Regions from separate parts of the Homo sapiens genome. Here region 1 is linked to region 2. The links are chromatin loops, found by intact Hi-C in ENCODE. Cell type or tissue: K562. All regions are shown on one strand.

Region 1 (4,000 bases), 53 kb before region 2:
AGAAATACTTGGTGACATAGCCAAAATCAGACATTTACCTGATTTCAATTAACTAAAATTCTAAAAGAAGAAGATTTGAGTGTTTATTAATCAACCTAGTATTCAATTTTCATTTTCTTTTCTAAATGAGGAAATAAGGAGAATATTATGGAATGATTTTTAGTCTTCACAGAAGTAAAATAAGCATAGTGTGTTTTGAGTGTTAAGACATCAAATGCAATTTCTCCTTTACCTTACTCCAAGCTTGTTTGTATGGAGAAGTAAAGACCATCCCATCTCTATGCTATGCCACAATGCTTCTCTATAGCACACAACTTGGCTCTGAAATTTTGAAAGTCAAAATACTAATCTACTATGTGTCTCTGATAAATTGCCTGAACATTACCTGATTTTGAAGTGCTGCACTCCTAAGACCTTTTCTTGGAATGAGTTAAACTTTTTATTCCAAGAATCCTCTACTGAGCTAGAAAGCAGAGCTGTGCATCTCTGTTTCAGTAAAAGGAGGTCAATACAGGGAACTGTGGTTTCTGAGAATGCAAGATCTGCACTAAGAAAAGGATTAGCCACAGTGTTACCCAAGAGAACCAGCTACCAGGAGGAAAGAGGGTCTGTAAACTGCAAGATGATTACTTCACTTGATTTCCACTGAGGAAAGCTGGTGGTTCAGACTTAAACTTCTCCTTCCTAGATGGTAAACATCTATGGAAGGTTCTATGAATTATAATGAGTTAGTAAAACATAATGCACTAATATTAGACTATGTCAGCAGATCCTGTGACCAAAACTTACTGAAAATATAACTATAGTGGGAGGCAATGGAAAAGAGACTAAAGGTTTAAATGGAGAAAAAAGAAATTAAGTGTGCCTTGTAAGCCTGGCTTCTGATCATGTCTTAGAAGAAGTAAGGTATAAGCTGGCCAGAGACTCCTTTGTGACACAAAAGGTGAAGTTAAAGATATTCCACTAAATTTAATTTTTATTATGACATAAGACAACTGGTAATATGCAACATGATTGAAAAAAACTTCTCATTCAATTCGATTGGGCCTTGACATAAGAATAGACATAAACAAGCTAAGAACTGATAATCTAAAAATAAACCTGCACATTTACAGTCAATTGCTTTTATACAAGCTTAACAAAAGAACAAAATGGGAAAAGAATAGTCTTTTCAACAAATGATGCTGGGACAACTGGGTATCCATATGCAAAAAATAAATAAAATTTGACCAAATATCTTATTTAGAAATTAACTCAAAATAAAACAGTTAACTGTAACAGCTAAAACTATAAAACCCTCAGAAGAAAACACTGGCATAAATCTTTGTGACTGCATTTGGCAGTGTTTTCTTAGCTATGACTCCAAAGGAAAAATGCATTCAATGGACTTCAAAATTGAAAACTGCTGTGCCTGAGAAGACAGTATCAAGAAGTGAAAAGGTAAGACGCCAAGTAGAAGAAAGTATTTGAAAAGCGTATATCTGATAAAGGACTTACATATATAGGAAATATAAATAACTCTTGCAATTAATAAACAATAAGATAACCCAATTTTAAAAAATGGGCAAAGATTTTGAATAGATATATCTGCAAAGAAGATATAAAGATGGATAAGCACATTAATAGATGCTTAACGTAATTAGTCATTAGGAAAATGTAAATCAAAACCACATGTGGCATCACTTCACATCACAGGATAAAATCTTTGTTCAAGAAAAAAGAGTAAGTGTTAGGAAAAATGTAAAGAAATTAAAACTCTTATTTAATGCTGCTGGGAATGTAAAATGACACAGCCACTTTGGAAAACAAACTGGCAGCTCCTTAAAAGGTTAAGCATGAAGTTACCATATGACCCAGAAATTCCAGTCATAAGTATATACTCCAGAAAAATAAAAACATACACAAGCACAGAAACTCATACAAAAATGTTTACAGCAGCATTATTCATAGGAGTCAAAAAGTAGAATGAACCGGAACGTCTATCACCTTTGGGTGGGAGAGAACCCAAAGGTCCATCACCTGGCCAATGGATAAATAAAATGTTTGATGTATCCATACAATGGAATATTACTCAGCAATAAGAAGAAATTAAGTACAGATACTGTATTAGGAGGAGACAGCAAAATTCCTAGGCAGATACGGAAGGGTCCCCAGAGAATCTCCCACCAGCCCCACAAGTGTTTACACCAGATGTTATGTGCAGATAAGAGAACCTGGACTTGTCTTGCCTGGACATGCCTGCAGCAGACCGGAGGCCCACATGTACTGGGGGGATGGGGTGGAGTCACCAGGAATTCACGCCTTATGCAGAGGAGGAACCTGGCCGCTTCAGCTCATGTGCTCCTGGTATTCAATTGTGAGGTGGAAACCTGTTTGCAGGACCCCTCTCTTTGCTGAGAGCTTTCCTTTCACATAATAAATTTTGTCCTCCTCAATGTGTCTGCGTGCTTAATTTTTCCTGGTCATGAGAGAAGAACCCAGATGTAGCTGAACCAAGGAGCAAAAGCCCGGCATCAATACCTGCTACAGCACAGATGTAGCATGGAAAATTATGCTCAGTGAAATAAGCCAGTCCCAGCAGACCACTTGCTTTTCATTTCAGAGGCTTATAGGCAAATCTATACAAAGAAGGTGAGTGGTTCCCTAGGGCTGAGGGAGGAAGGGAAAACTAGTGAAGATGGTTAAATGATGTGGGGTTTGTTTTTAGGGTGATGAAAATGTTCAAAATTGATTGTAATGATGACTGCATAACTCTCTGAAAATACTAAAGTTAATGAATTGTATATTTTAAATGAGTGAATTGCACAGTGTGTTCATTATTTCTCAATAAACCTGTTGCCCCCTACCCCAAATTAATTTGGTACTAGTGATTTTGGTACTAGTGATCTGGAGACAGGTACTGCTTGGTTTCAGATCACTGGCCAGGGTTCAAGGCCTAAGAGAATCAACAGCATGTCCTCTATAGAAAAAGAGATTTATATTTTAAAAGCTATCCTTTTCATTAGTATCAAGCCTGTAAAATTAAATGAAAAATCTTTCTTTCACTGCTTAAAGCACTGACAGACTTATATTGAGGAATAAGACCTTGTTCTCTTTGGTCCCAATTTCTATCTAAAGGGTCTCATCAGATGGGTTGTATTAACTCTTATAATGTGGCTTCCTTTCTAACTTGATTCTGGTGCAGCATCACAGAGAGAAGAAGCTGAAAGAAATCAAAGTATTTTACCCCTAAATATATTTTTTGACATATTTTGAAATAGCTGCTGCAGGGCCAAGAGATTGAAATGGCTCTCACTAATGTAGCCCAATCTCTCCCCTTCTAGATCTTCCTAGATCTGGGGAAGATTAACTAAGAGCCTGAGGCATTTAAAGTCTGAAAAAATATATTTACCTTCTATTTTCTCCACATATTTTGGCAGAATTTGGGTTTTTCCATTATCAATATTTTCCAAAATTACGTGATTTTTAATACCAAAACTGATTTAAAATTACCATACGTTGGAATATAAATTATTCTACTATAAAGATACATGCATTTGTATGTTCATTGCAGCACTATTCACAATAGTACAGACGTGGAATCAACCCAGATGTCCATCAGTGATAGATGGGATAAAGAAAATGTGGTATATATACACCATGGAATACTATGGAGCCATAAAAATGAATGAGATCATGCTCTTTGCAGGGATATGGATGAACCCAAAGCTGATATCTTCAGCAAACTAATGCAGGAAGAAAAAACCAAACACTGCATCTTCTCACTTATAAGTGGGAGCTGAATGATGAGAACATGTGGACTCGGGGAGGGGAACAACAAACACTGGAGCCTGTTGGGGTCAGGAGGGAGAGCATCAAGATAAGTAACTAATGCCTGAAGGGCTTAAAATCTAGATGATGGATTAATGGGTGCAGCAAACCATCATGGCACACGTTTACCTATATAACAAACCTGCACGTCTCACACATGTAATCTAGACCTTAAGATTTTTAAAAAAAA
Region 2 (4,000 bases):
ACATATTTTTTGCTAAAACAAGACCATAGTATGTTTGTATGTATAACTTTATTGATTTTTTTCCTCACTAGCTATAACAAAATACATCTTCACACATCAATATACTTCTGTATCTATTGCCACCTTCAATGGTCACACATTATTCTATCCTGTGGATGCAACTGAAATTTATTTATAGGATCCATTCTATGGGTTCTTTTTAAAATAAGTGCTGTGAAAAATAAAGTGCATGTATCTTTATTTCCTAAGGGTGTTTTAGTATAATGGAATTGATGGGTAAAGGGCATACATGTTTTTTAAATGTACTACTTACCACCAAATTATCTATTTGAAAAATAATCAGCAACTTAAACTTTAAGCAGGAGTATAAAACATCCTCACAAATATTGTGGATAGAAAACTGTTTCATTCCTCTTTTAATTTAAATTCTTATACCAGAAATGCGAAGGACTTTTTCCTATGTACACAAGTAACTTGCAGATCTGGAAAAAAGTACTTTGCCCAATTTTAGAGTGTTTGATGATTTGATTTGAAAGAATTTCCTGTCAAATGAAAATGTACTTTTCATCTAATGTGTATATATAACTGATATATATGACATATTATATCTGGTATATACGTATAAGTATCAGTCATATATACATACATATATATATAAAATGATATATAATAAGCAACATAGGCTGGGCGCGGTGGCTCACACCTGTAATCCCAGCACTTTGGGAGGCGGAGGAGGGAAGATCACTTGAGGTCTGGAGTTCGAGACAAGCACGGCCAACGTGGTGAAACCCCCTCTCTACTAAATATACAAAAATTAGCCAGGCACGCTGGCACCTGCCTGTAATCCCAGCTACTTGGGAGGCTGAGGTAGGAGAATTGCTTGAACCCAGCAGGCAGAGGTTGCAGTGAGCCAAGATTGTGCCATTGGACACCAGCCTGGGCAAAGAAGCGAGACTCCGACTCAAAAAAAAAAAAAAAAAAAAAAGAATGTAATGAATTCCCTATAAAATAAAAACATACTTTTCATCTGAAAAAATATATATATAGTATAGTAAATATTTTTCAAGTAAGCTCTCTTATCTGAGAACTTTTCGCCTACTACGGTATTTTTGATAGGGGAATGAGTTCTCTCATTAGGCACCTCCTATAATGTATATAAACCATGTTTTAAACGTGTACGTTAAAAATAACAACACTGTGTATGCTTAACTTTGTGAGTTAAATCACTCAAATTCTCCAACTGCTCCAGCCAGGGAATTATGAGGGATGGAAAACAGCTGAGAGTCCTTTTGGCTCCGCCGCTCCGAGGGTGCCCGGTGCCCTGCAAGGCCCCATCCCAGGGGCTGCGGGGAAGCCGGGCCTGGGGACCCCATCCCATCACGGGCTGAGCCCCCGCTACCTGTGCTGCTTGTCCAGGGCGTCCAGGTCTCCGCTCCTGCGCGCCAGGCAGCGCTCCACCCCCGCGGCGTCGCCCTTGACAGCTGCCCTGTGGATCTTCTGCAGTTCGGAGTCCCGGATTCGGTATCCGGAACCCGTGTAGACATGTTCTATAGAGCCCTGGGCCGTCTGGCCCCTGCGGCTCCCGAAGGCGAATAACTTCATAGTGGTGACTTCTCAGACCCCCAACCTCTGGCTCTTGAGCGGGGGCAGCTCCCTGTCACCTTTTCACCAACCCCCTCCCCCGACCCCGGCCGACCCAGCCCCAAATCCCCTATCCAACCCCAAATCCCTGATCCAACCCCAAATCCGCGATTCAACCCCCAATCCGCGATCCCAAATCTATGATCTACTCCACAATCCGCGATCCAGCCCGGTCCACCACAGCCTTCAGCAGCGACACTCGCAGCCTCCGACCTCTCAGACCGAGTGAGACTTGAAAAGCCGTTGGGCGCGCGCCTGCACGGCGGTTGCTGCCCGGCTCCCGGAAGCCGCTCCCTGGAGGCGCGCGCCGGCAGGTGGGGCTGCAGCTCTGGGCGGGCGCAAATGGGCTCGCAGGTCCTCTTGGGATCGCCCGGGCGGCCCCAGGATCTCAGGAGCGCCGCCAGCCCGGCCTGAGAAGGAGAGCCTGTCTGGCCTTGCAGCCCACCCCGCTCCTCCTCGGAAGGGAGATAGGGTGCTGGCAAGAGCACTCCGCGGCCACCTGGGTGGCTTCGCGGATGGCCCGGCTTCACGCTGAGGCTCTGGCCCTGGAGTCTGTGTGGCTAGTATCAGGTAGCTGGAGAAGCATGGAGGCAGAGTCAGGGGCTGCTCCTTCCCCCACTCGCCCTCACTGCTGCCAGTGCCCCACGCACAGTTTGCAGCTGCAGATCTGGCACTGGCGCTGGATGGCGGAGCTTCCCTTAGATGGCCTCAGGGTCGCAGAGCGCACAGCCCACCTGGGCTCAAGGTCCGCTCCTCTTGTACATCTCTCTGGATCCTGGGCCCTGGCACTGGGCACTCTGTATCCACACGGATGAAACTGAGCGGCTGCTGGCGGGGCCCGTCGCCTGATTTTGCCGCCTGGGGGTCTGGCCTCAGTATCCGCGCTACTGGGGGGCGGGCCTGGTCTGGGGTGTCCAGTCACTTGCTGCCGGTGCACCACATCTAGACTGCAGCTGCAGCTCCGATGCCGGCCTGAGCTGGCGGGCCTGGTACCTGATGTCCTCAGGGTCAAGTGCATCGCCCGCCCACTTGAGGGGTTGCAATGACTTGGCCTTCCAAGAACGCAGGGGCCGCCGGGGCTGGCTCTTCATGGTAACCGGGATGGTATCGAGCAGCAGGTTTTCACCCTGGTGCCGCTGCTGTGCGGACTGCCTGACTTGGGCGCCCAGGCACCGGCCTCAGGATCCGCGTGGCAGGTGTGTGTGCGGGTAGGGTGAGTGGCACGGAGGGTCAGGGGTTGCTCCGTCATCTCTGCCCGTGTGCAACTTGCAGTTTTGCAGTTTTCTGCAGCAGCTGAGGCGCTGGCGTGGGAAGGCGGAGCTCCCCTGGATGGCGTCAGGTCAGGTTTGCAGGCACAGAGCACAGCCCACCAGGCCTGAGGGTCCTCTCAGGGGCCATGGTGGTTGAGTTCTCCGTGGAAACTGGGATGGGGTGAACGGCCAGTTCCCGTCCTTTGGCCGCCTGGCCAACTGCCAGACTTAGCCGCTGCCGCCCAGGCATCTGCCTCTAGGGTTGCCGCTATTTGGATAGAAGTGGGGGTCGGGGTGGGGCATGGAGCGTCACCGGTTGCCAGGCCAGCACTGCCTTTGCAACATATTCAGATGGCGGCGGGCAGCTCGGGCACCAGCATGGGCTGGCGGGGCTCCCCTGGACAGCCCTCAGGTCGCTCACAGCATTGTCCCAGGACTTCCTCCGGCTGTGTCAGGTGGGCAAGGTAGGGGGGAGCTTCCAAGGCTTCTATCCCAACTCTACCTATTTCTAGCTATTTTCTCTTGAGTTATTTTGCCTCTATCTCAGTTTTATTTGCAAAAATAGTATATGCAAAATACATCGAGTGAATGTACATCAGGCATATAGAAGATCTGGCAGAAACACTTTTTCTCATGCCCATTTCCAGTCACTATTTGAACACAGAGGCTTCCATGGTTTTGATTCTTTCCACAAAAGGTTAGTTTTGTCTGTTTTCACCATTTACGTAAGTGAAACTATAAATTATATAATTTTTATGTTCATTCACTAAACATGTTTGTGACACTTATCATGTTGCTCCTATTGATTATTCATTAATTTTATTTTATAATACTCAATTTTATGACTATACCACAGGTTTGAGGCCTTTGCTTGTTTTGTTTTTAATCCATTCCACTATTGATAGACACAAAATCAGTTTCTGATTTGAGGCTATCATGAATAAACCTGCTACGAACAAATCAGATATACACGTTTTTCTGTAATAATATTTTCACATTTCTTGAGTTTAAGTACATAACAGTGGATTTTCTGGGTTATAAAATAAGTATATATTTGGCATTGTATGAAATGGGGAGACATTTTCCTAAGTGGTTGTGCCATCTTAAAC

What was found. Peaks named below come from ENCODE experiments on the same cell type or tissue, not always from the same donor. Only the 100,000 strongest peaks of a DNase experiment are listed, where the experiment ranks them.
Region 1: a loop joins it to region 2, with 4 times the contacts of the local background. A loop is called at or near these places in 1 of 110 quality-filtered maps.

What each region holds. Positions count from the first base shown.
Region 1 is chr20:30,669,064-30,673,063 of GRCh38, forward strand. No RefSeq gene overlaps it. Among named protein-coding and RNA genes, the nearest start is that of FAM242A, 310 kb to the left of the region's middle. In K562, no CTCF peak of the experiment used is centred here; a DNase peak (open chromatin) is centred at 2,226.
Region 2 is chr20:30,722,254-30,726,253 of GRCh38, forward strand. It overlaps the pseudogene ANKRD20A21P and the pseudogene SOWAHCP3. Among named protein-coding and RNA genes, the nearest start is that of FAM242A, 360 kb to the left of the region's middle. In K562, a CTCF peak has its summit at 1,963; a DNase peak (open chromatin) is centred at 1,978; H3K4me3 peaks cover 2,335 bases.